Regions from separate parts of the Homo sapiens genome. Here region 1 is linked to region 2. Evidence: chromatin contacts called from ENCODE Hi-C or POLR2A ChIA-PET data. All regions are on one chromosome and are shown on one strand. Each heading gives the region's core, a stretch centred on a gene start or an enhancer-like site at or near the end of the contact. The rest is flanking DNA. Distances are from core to core; before and after follow the strand shown. Region 1 holds the start of ALDH7A1 (aldehyde dehydrogenase 7 family member A1). Region 2 has its middle 79 kb from the start of GRAMD2B.

Region 1 (5,499 bases), core at 1,347-3,846, 91 kb after region 2:
AGTGATCTTTTCTGAATTCTAGAAACAAAGGCCATACTTACATCTGCCCAGATTTTCCATGCTTCTCTTGCTTTCTTTACAGTTTCTTCATAGTCTGCCACACTGGCCTAAATTAAGAATTAGGGGGACAGAAAGGGGGAAATAAAGAGAAATGATGATGATCTTCTAGAACACAAAAATATTTTCAGAAAAGAGTTGGGAAATCTCTAGGGTTCCCTAACATTTATGGCTGAGAATGATTCCCACAGTCTATACTTCCAAAAACTAGCTAGAACCCGGTAAAACAGGTTGGTATCCAACTATGCTTTAAAACCTTGCTTTTCAAAGCAAAATCTGTCAGCTTCATCTGGGAACATGTAAGGCATATTAGAAATGCAGAACCTTGAGCTCCAACCCAGACTTCGGAAATCAGAAGCTTCATTCTAACAAAATCCTCAGGTACTTCAGAAGCACTGCCTTAAATGGCCCCCTGCCTAATCTTTCTACGCTTCACCTTTTCTATGGTTCTTTCCTTTTCACGCCCCCACCCAAGAGAGGACAGTCTCCCCCAGACAGTCCTAAATGACAAATGAAAAATAAACACATTATTCTCTTCATTTGTGATTTTATATTATTCTTGACCTGCCTAACTGGCTTCTGCCTCTAAAGAAAGCCTGCACAAACTCCTTGTGTATAATTTGAATTAAACACACACACACACACACACACACACACACACACACTCTTACCTGTCGGACTCTTGCTATTGGCTCGTTGTTAGCAGGGCAATAGGTCGTAATAACCTTAAAACAAAAGGATGATGATCATGTATAGAAAACGTAATCCCTTTTGAAGTAAGGGAATAGACCAAACGGGGAAGAAAAACAAGAGAGGAAAAAATGATATAATACCCAAACTCAAAAAGCTTAGGTTAACTTCTGTTACATATAAACCACTCTACAGAGGTTGTCTTTCATTTCTGACTTAAACATTAGAAACTACCTTTCTGCAAAACTCGCCTCTGACATCTCAATATTAGGCATATAAACAAAAGCCTTAACATAAGCAGTTATTTTGTCTCTTTTTCCATTAATAACAGACCAAACTGACTAGTTTTAGTTATTTCTTCTCTTCCTTACTCTGCCCACCCTCTGCTCAGAGATGAAATGGCCAAGGCAGGAAAACTGTTGGAAAGTCCCGTGTCCACACCAACTGGAGAGGTCTCAGGTCAACAATGAAAGGGAAAATCAAGGCACAGCTAAAAAGGCCTCCAAGAGCCTAATGATCAGATACCACACGGAAATCAGGATGAAACACCGAGGTCTGAGGAGCAATTAAAATTATCTGTATCTCCTACAGCCACTGATTACCAAAAGACGTGTTCCCTCTACCAAGGCAGGTTCATTATATAATATACAACGTCCAACAAAGTTTGTTAACTGTTACATAACATCCTCCTATAAAAAACTTTCTTTTAAAAAAAAATCTGGGCGATAATAACCTTACCTTTCCATTGTATTCTATAAAACATTGTTTTGAGCAGTAATGGGTATCAGGCGCGGTGTTAAGCCCTGGGCAATGGAGAAATGCTGAAAATCCAGTCCTCAAAGGAGTTCACAGCCCAACGTACAACATGGCAAGATTTCGGCACGTCCAAGCTTGCAAACTCCCAAAGAATTCAGGAAGGAAGATAACTTAAAACTACACTGAAGAACGTTACCTGCGGTGCACGTCACAGCTGAAGAGCCAGAGTTAAGCTCTAAATTAAGATCAGTTGCACCGCTCAGTGTGCCACATTTCTCACAAGACCATAGATCCCAAGACCATAAGGTTTTAATTTTTTTTTTTTTTTTTTTTTTTGAGACGGAATTTCGCTCTTGTTGCTCAGGCTGGAGTGCAATGGCACGATCTCGGCTCACTACGACCTCCACCTCCCGGGTTCAAGCGATTCTCCTGCCTCAGCCTCCCTAGTAGCTGGGATTACAGGCATGCGCCACCACGCCCGGCTATTTTGTATTTTTTTTAGTAGAGACAAGGTTTCTCCATGTCGGTCAGGCTGGTCTTGAACTCGCTACCTCAGGTGATCCGCCCGCCTAGGCCTCCCAAAGTGCTGGGATTACAGGGGTGAGCCACCGCGCCCGGTAGACCATAATGTTTTAAATATGCGCGGGAAGTTTAGCCCCTACAGCTCCAAAATGACGTCGATTCTGCATAGCACACAAGGACCTAAAATCTAAGTTTTTGTTTTAAAGGCACCCTACACGAGAAAACTTTTACTGTGGAGCTTCAAAATCTCCCATGCTACTACCGCATCCAGCGCCAGCGGGGAGTCGGTAGGTCAGTGCCCGCCCGGCCTCCTCGAGCGAGCCCCGGCGGCTGCAGAGATTTCTTGAGCGCCCGCGTACCTCTCCCCGGCCTCCCCAGCTTCCATTATACACGCCCTCGTTTTCCTCGCGGAGCCCCAGCTCTTTCAGCCACGCATACTGGGGCTGATTGATGAGGAGAGTGGACATGAAGGCGGCAGGCCTGCTCCAAGGTCCAGAGAGCTTGCTGGTCTTTGCAGCGTGCACACACAGCGCGCGAGGAAGGCGCCACATACTGAGCCCGGGACTCGGGATGAGCCCAAGGCCCTGAGAGCTGCTGAAATAGAGCCCCGCCCCCCGCCCGGGAGAACCCATTGGGCAGACCCGACCCCTCCCACTGGGCACGACCCCGCCACCGCCCCGTCTGCCCCTGGTCTTCCGGAGGAGCCTGCGGCTGAATCCTGCCTGGAACAATGGGAGTGCTACAGGGAGGAGTGGGCTGCTGCCATCTGGTGAAAGACTCCGGGAGCCACAGTTCCAGCTGGGAATTCTTTTCAGCAAAATATTGGCGCTGAAGTACAGTAGGCTATAGCAGGGGTTCTGAAACTGTAAAATGCGTGTAATGACCTGGTCGTCGTGGTAAATGCACATTCTGATTCAGTAAGTCTGGGCTAGGGTCGGAGAGCCGACATTCCTAACCAGCTCCTCAGCGATGGTGACGCCTCTTGTCCCTGGAGTAGGCAACGGAGGGTTTGTATTGGGGGGCGGGGGAAGGGTTGGTTGTTTTCACTGTTTTGGTAGATTACAAATTAAAGTTTTCTAATTAATGATAAATATTAGATTGCTGCATTTCCTCTATAAATATCCTGCCTGGGTATATTCTTACTTTTTTTTTTTTTTTTTTTTTTTGGAAACGGAGTTTCGCTCTTCTTGCCCAAGCTAGAGTGCAACGGCGCGATCTCGGCTCACTGCAACCTCCGCCTACCGGGTTCAAGCGGATTCTCTTGCCTCAGCCTCCTGAGTAGCTGGGATTACAGGTGTGCACCACCACACCCGGCTAATTTTTTGTATTTTTAGGACAAACGGGGTTTCACCATGTTAGTCAGGCTGGTCTGGAACTCCTGACCTGAGATGATCTGCCCGCCTCAGCCTCCGAAAGTGCTGGGATTAGAGACATGAGCCACTGCGCCCGGCCTCTTACTTTTTTTTTTTTAAGATGGAGTCTCGCCCTATCGCCCAGGCTGGAGTGCAATGGCACGATCTCCACTCACTGCAACTTCAACCTCCCAGGTTCAAGTGATTCTCCTGCCTCAGCCTCCCCAGTAGCTGGGATTACAGGTGCACACCACCACACCAGCTAATTTTTGTATTTTTAGTAGAGACGGGGTTTCTCCCTGTTGGCCAGGCTGCTCTCGAACTCCTGACCTCGTGATCTGCCCGCCTCTGCCTCCCAAAGTGCTGGGATTACAGGCGTGAGCCACTGTGTCCGGCCTATTCTTACATTTTTTTTTTTTTTTTGAGACGTAGTCTCGCACTGTTGCCAGGGCTGGAGTCCAGTGGCGCAATCTCGGCTCACTGCAACCTCCGCCTCCCGGGTTCACGCGATTCTCCTTGCCTCAGCCTCCTGCGTAGCTGGGATTACAGGCGCCCACCACCACGCTTGGCCAATTTTTTGTATTTTGAGTAGAGAAGGGGTTTCACTATGTTGGCCAGACTGGTCTCGAATTCCTGACCTCGTGATCCGCCCACCTCAGCCTCCCAAAGTGCTGGGATTACAGGTGTGAGCCACCACGCCCAGCTCTTACTCTTAAAGAATAAAGACAGTTTTGATCAATTTCTTTCATTCTCCATTTCTGTCTTCCTACAATATCCTTTCCATTCATGCATGCCCCATCTCATTTCACAACAACTGGGCCTACCCTGTAAAACGGAAATACTAATATCTCAATCATCATTATTTGAACATGAGTTTAAAATATGCTTGCCCACGCTAGAGTGCAGTGGCAGGATCATGGCTTACTGAAGCCTCGACCTCCGAGGCTCTAGTGATCCTCCTACCTCAACCTCCCAAGTAGCTGGGACTACAGGCATGCCATCACACCCAGCTAATTTTTGAGGATTTTTTGTAGAGACAGGGTTCCCCCATGTTGCCCAGGCTGGTCCGCACCTCCTCGGCTCAAGGGATCTGCCTTGCGCCTCCCAAAGAGCTGGGATTACAGGCTTGAGCCACCACTCCTGGCCCCTTTCATCTCTGCATTCAAACATAAGCTTTATCTCTTCCACCCTTATAGTACAAATGATTTGAACAAACACTCTGCATGTATCAAGCAGCTACCAGAAACTGCAGTTAGTACTAGGCATACATGAATGATGCTTCCTTTTGTAAATGCTACAGTTTTTTCCTGTTAGGGCAAGGACCATCTCTGACTCATCTTTGCATTGCTCCACAGTTCCTAGCATTGTTCCAAGTTTACGCTCACTTACATGAGTATATGAACAAATGAACCAATGAATAACACCGTCGAAGGAGTTGCAATGCCCTATCTGACATTGGTAATCTCTATCAACAACCCTGCTGCTGTCTTCCATCTACACGGAGGACCATGGTGCTAATTTTTCTAATTTTAATTCTCAGACTTTATTTATTTATTTATTTATTTATTTAGAGACGGAGTCTCACTCTGTCCCCAGGCTGGAGTGCAGTGGTGCAATCTTGGCTCACCACAACCTCCGCCTCCCGGGTTCAAGTGATTCTCCTGCCTCAGCCTCCTGAGTAGCTGGGACTACAGGCACTCACCACCACACCTGGCTAATTTTTCAATTTTTAGTAGAGACAGGGTTTCACCACGTTGGCCAGGATGGTCTCGATCTCCTGACCTCGTGATCCGCCCGCCTTGGCCTCCCAAAGTGCTGGGATTACAGGCATGAGCCACCGCGCCCGGCTAATTCTCAGACATTTTAACTGATTCTCATCACTTTCTATCAGCCAACAAGATTATTTGTCCACATATCCCAAAACCACATTCTTCCTTCTCTTCTCTTCCATTCACTTCAACGAAATTAAAATACATAGAGGCACAAAGGATTAGGAGCAACACATAGTGTCATCAAGGAGTGTTGGCTGCCCTCTCTTCAAGTCAAGAAGAGAAGTGTGCCCATCCTTCTGAACCAATTCTGGCTGGCTGGGCACAGTGGCTCATAGCTGTAATCCCAGAAC
Region 2 (5,142 bases), core at 2,531-5,030:
CTTCCCCTCCAGCCTCACAGGTGCCAGGTCTCTCTCTCTCTCTCTAGTGCCCCCTATTGGCAGAATCTAACAGAGCTACTAGCAAAATGAAAATAGTTTGAAGATTCAGCATTAGCATCACAAAACAGAATGTAGAAAGGCGGGCTTCAAGCAGAGATAATAACAGCTTAGTTAACTGGCTATTACCCACCCCTTTGACTATTCAGCATCCACACACACACCCTTCTACAAATATTTGAACTCTCATGCAACAAGAAACACAACTCTGGCGCAGTGGCTCATGCCTGTAATCCCAACACTTTGGGAGGCTGAGGAGGGCAAGTCACCTGAAGTCAGGAGTTTGAGACCAGCCTGCCCAACATGGTGAAAACCTGTCTCTACTAAAAATACAAAAAAAAAAAAAATTAGCTGTGTGTGGTGGCGGGCGCCTGTAATCGCAGCTACTCAGGAGGCTGAGGCAGGAGAATCACTTGAACCCAGAAGGCAGATCTTGCAGTGAGCCAAGATCATGCCACTGCCCTCCAGCCTGGGCAGCAGAGCAAGAAGACATTCTCACATTTTCCTCAAGAAGATATGCAAAGTCCCAACATTCATTGTATCCATCTCTGGAAGGCAGTCACACTATTCATCTCTCAGCTATATTAGTTATTCTTCAAATTTGGTATAATGCCATCTGAATATTCTATAGTGTAATGATTAAATTGTAAAGTTAGCCATCAATAAAACTTGTATAAAACACTAAAGGGAAGGAAAAGAGAGAAGAAAATAGCTAACATACATTCATTGAGGATCTATATACCATACATACACATGCTTGTGCACACGTGCACACACACACAAAGCAAGAGAATATGCATAGCCACTATAATTCTTATTTCTGTAACTCACCACAAAATGTTTCTTCTTCCATCTTTATTCTTCCATTACTCATTTCATCTTTTCTTTGCCCTCAGACAGCTCAGCTTTTCACAATTCTTTACCTGATAAGGATGACCCAAATCTTTATTCCTGAAGGGTATGGATTCTCAGCGGTCCTGTCTTTTTCTTTCTTTCCTCTCTTTCTTTCTTTTCTTCTTCTTCTTCTTTTCTTTTCTTCTTCTAGTATTTGGTTTTCTGTTGGTTCAAGAGCATAAATAGACCAAAATGGATATTTGGAAGTCTCAGCTTCCAATTCAATGGAAACATTTATGTCCCCTCATGGAAGCATTCTTCCCTTGGAAATGAAAACCTCCAAACCAGCAGAGCTCGGAATTGTACAGATGGGAAGCAAGAATTCTGCAAATGGGTTTTTAGTTGTAATAGTGAAACAGGGAATCTTCCCTGTCCCTTTTGCAGGCCTCACGACAGGACTGCCTCGCTTACTAGGCCCACAGCTCTCAATCCCTCGTGGGAGGGGGAGCATACGGGTGAGTGGGCGCAGGAGCCAGAGCAAGTGCTTCTGGGTGTTGACAGGAGCAAAGCTCCATGTGGGGCCCAGGACAATGACCAGTGGGGGAGTACCTGTGACCCCCAAAGCCCCAGAGGGCATGCGTTACAGTGAGTCATTTAGCTTTGCTGTCTGCAGACGGCTTAGGTGTTAAACAGCTCATTGGGCCTTCTGCCTTTTCATGAGGTGGTTGCTCTCCACCAGCGAGGACAGAGGGTCAGCGTGACAGCCTTTAACATCTGTACTGTGGCACCCGAGCTCTTGTTCAGTGTCCAGGAAAAATCAGGTCACACAAACAAATTGAAGGGAGGTGAATGCAGAGGATTTTCTTGCTGATGGAAGTGGCTCTCAGCTGGAAAGGGGATGGAGCGGGAGGATATTCCTCCCCTGAAGTCCAGCCACCCCCAGACAACTCTTCTCCGAAGTCCTGCTCCGCCATCAAGCCATCGCTCTGAAGTCAAGCTGCTTCTCTCGGACGTTCAGCCGTTTCTTCTCTTCTCCCCTTCTCTACTCTCTGCCAGTGGAGCCTGGGGTCTTTACGGGTGCAGGATGAGGGGTGGGGCAGGCCAGGAGTGGTTTCGGAAAAGGCAACATTTGAACAGGAAAACAAGGATGTAAAGTTCTCACTGTGGACCGCGGTTCCAGGCTTGAGGGTGGGGCCCTCGCTAGGCACCCCACCCTGCTCTGCCTCGAATTTCTCTGCCTCCTGTCCCTATCCATAGTGAGAGAAGCCGTTCCTACCTCCAAACTTGACTCCTGGGTCCATACATTCTGGCTAGATAAAGGGCACACAAATATTGGTTTCTGCTTCATAGCACCTACTGCATCCTCTAAGATAGAATTCCATGCGTCTGGGGTGCATCCCCTCATGGCCTGACAGCGTCTTCAGGAGGTCATGCCACTGCCCTAAGCCAGCAGCTTCTGGGTAATGGAGAATGTGGTAAAAACAGTGGATGCAAGTAGGCACAAGCCCACTGCTACACTTCTTTTGCTGTGAAATGACTTTCTTGATTAGAAGCAATATGATGTGGAATATGAAGTCACTATTGATAGCGCGTAAAGCAGAAACATTACAGTCAAGGAAGGCAGATCAATACCAAGAACATAGGTCTATCCCAAATAAGACAAATTTATTTCCCCAATGGGGAAACGTCCAATGTAATCACCTTGCCACCACATGGCTTGTTGATTTGCAGGGAAGTGGCACCAAATCCGGGCTCAGTGACAGTGCCTGCTGTTGCCACGTTAGGCACTCAGTCGAGTCAGCCTTCCTTAGGGGAAGTCTGTATGGGTGAATCCAGAACAAAACTTGGTAATAATCATATTTATTCTCTATTTAAAGATTAACATTTGGGCTGAGCCCAGTGACTCACACCTGTAATCCCAGCACTTTGAGAGGCCAAGGCAGGAGAATCACTTGAGCCCAGGAGTTAGAGGTCAGCCTAGGCAAAGAAAAAACCCATCTCTACAAAAAACACAAATATTAGCCGGGCATGGTGACACACGCCTGTAGTCCCAGCTACTCAGGAGGCTGAGGTGGGAAGATTGCTTGAGCCAAGGAGGTTGAGGCTGCAGTGAGCCATGATCATGCCACTACACTCCAGCCTGAGCAACAGAGTGAGTCCCTGTCTCAAAAAAAAAAAAAAAAAAAAAAAGCCAGGTGCAGTGGCTCATGCCTATAATCCCAGCACTTTGGGAGGCCGAGGTGGGCAGATCACCTAAGGTCAGGGGTTCGAGAACAGCCTGGCCAACATGGTGAAACCCCGTCTCTACTAAAAATACAAAAACTAGCATATGTGGTGGCACAGACCTATAGTCCAGCTACTAGGGTGACTGAGATGGGAGGATCGCTTGAACCTGGGAGGCAGAGGTTGCAGTGAGCCAAGATCACCATTGCACTCCAGCCTGGGTGACAGAGTGAGACTCCATCTAAAAAAAAAACACCAGAAAATTGACATTTGATTGAGTTATTTTAGATTGAAAACAAAGCAAAGACTCTATCACTTATAGCCACATTTCCAAAAAAAATTAAGATATTCACAGTCTGCCTGTCAACATTGGACTTGTTTAAAAGTTATTTGTTTAGTGATTGCTCAGTTAGGAAGTCATCAGAGCCAGTCAGCAGTCTGGAGGGTGTGAAAATATTTCCTGGATTGCTTGGTGTTAAATGGTTATGCTGACTACTTCAGGAGAGGACAGTGGTGAATGAGAAATCTGCATTTCCTCCACTGCACATTCTTTCACGGTTAAGACTGGCAAAGTCCCATTCAAGGGTTAAGCTCATCTATAGAAAATTAAGTCATTTCTTGCTAAACTGAGAAGAACAACAGTCATGTGATAATGCTGGGACTCTGACACAGTTGATCTGGGTAACGCTGCGTGGAGGATGTGATGTGCTGTCAGCTTTACAGACAAGCATATTGTGACCCAATTTGTTTGCCAGGCAGTTGTTCCAGAGAAGTAGTTTACTGATAGAAGAAAATTGACGGCAGAGTACTGATTGCACAATCAAAGCCAAGTGGCTGCTGAACCGAATAACATGTTATATAAATCCTAAAGTCACCCTAGAAAAAAAAATTAAATAACAGGGAGGAAAAGGGATTCACTCAGCAATGAAACACAAGGTGATTCCTACCTTCCTACCTGCCTCTCCTGGTCCACCAGTGACCTAGTGTGCCAAACCCAATAAATCGGTCTCCATCCTGGCTCAAACGACTCCCCAGGAACAGAATCCTTTTGGCAGTCTTGCTAAAAGAAGTGAATAAGCTTTGGGTCGACATACATATCCTTTTGCTGTCATTGTTTTTTTAACTCCTGGGAAACCTTAAAAGATACTGTCAATTGTATTTTATACCCTTTTGTATAATCAGTGTGTAGTATAGGATGTTGATACTTTCCCCTAACATTATTTTCTCTAACACTGCAACAAATTAAGCCCAAGGCAGTTCTGTCTCATAGGCTTGTGACTGCATTGATCCTACTGCCCAAACAGATTTTTGAATTAAGGTTTATAAAAAAAATGACTATATATGGATGCTTGGAGGGGCTTCAGCTCCCTTAGGTTACTTATCTTTTTCTTTCTATTTTCAATGTCTAGAATAATCTTAATTTCAAAGAAAAATGACATGAAAGCAGGTCTCCAAAATGACATGAATTTGGTGGTCATTTGGAATAACTATAAAGCCTTGAACAATTGGGTCATTTCTCCTTTTGAGGGGCAAAGTATTAAATTAGGTGGGAATTCAAACTCTACATCAAGTGCAGTCTCAAAAAAAAGGATCTTGGAAATATGTTCTCCCATGATGTAGTCAGGGAAGGAAAGAAAATGGCTGGGTTCACTCAGAACTAGAATCTTCCTTTTTTTTTTTTTTTTTAAGATGGAGTTTCACTCTTGTCACCCAGGCTGGAGTGCAATGGCGCGATCTCTGCTCACTGCAACCTCCACCTCCCGGGTTCAAGCAATTCCCCTGCCTCAGCCTCCCAGGTAGCTGGGACTACAGGTGTGCACCACTATGCCTGGCTAATTTTGTATTTTTATTAGAGATGGAGTTTCACCATGTTGGCCAGGCTGGTCTTGAACTGCTGATCTCAGGTAATCTGCCTGCCTTGGCCTCCCAAAGTGCTGGGATCACAGGCGTGAGCCACAAAGCCCGGTGCCATTATTTTTTTTATTTTTTATGTATTTTTATTTTATTTTATTTTTTACCAGGCTGGTG

Evidence for each region. Hi-C counts contacts between places; a loop is a spot of excess contacts on that map. ChIA-PET counts read pairs that join two places held with the same protein, here RNA polymerase II (POLR2A). Pooled maps may share reads with other maps.
Region 1: a loop to region 2 is called in a pooled map, with 2.1 times the contacts of the local background. The contact joins the promoter of ALDH7A1 here to the enhancer-like site in region 2. A Hi-C loop is called at or near these places in 1 of 168 maps with a recorded cell type or tissue (naive thymus-derived CD4-positive, alpha-beta T cell), 1 of 37 single-sample maps with no recorded cell type and 8 of 50 pooled maps. POLR2A ChIA-PET finds 5 or more read pairs at or near these places in 6 of 52 experiments (BJ, IMR-90, MCF 10A and 2 more).

The regions. Positions count from the first base shown.
Region 1 is chr5:126,592,623-126,598,121 of GRCh38, forward strand. ALDH7A1 (aldehyde dehydrogenase 7 family member A1) reads right to left here and starts at 2,597. Exons shown (of 18, transcript NM_001182.5): 1 at 2,385-2,597; 2 at 729-782; 3 at 42-107. The coding sequence starts at 2,576. RefSeq lists a silencer at 4,901-5,064.
Region 2 is chr5:126,500,116-126,505,257 of GRCh38, forward strand. No RefSeq gene overlaps it. Among named protein-coding and RNA genes, the nearest start is that of GRAMD2B, 79 kb to the left of the region's middle. Within about 2 kb of position 3,781, at least 10 of the 41 ENCODE cell types and tissues checked have a DNase peak (open chromatin) inside an H3K27ac peak, as active enhancers do.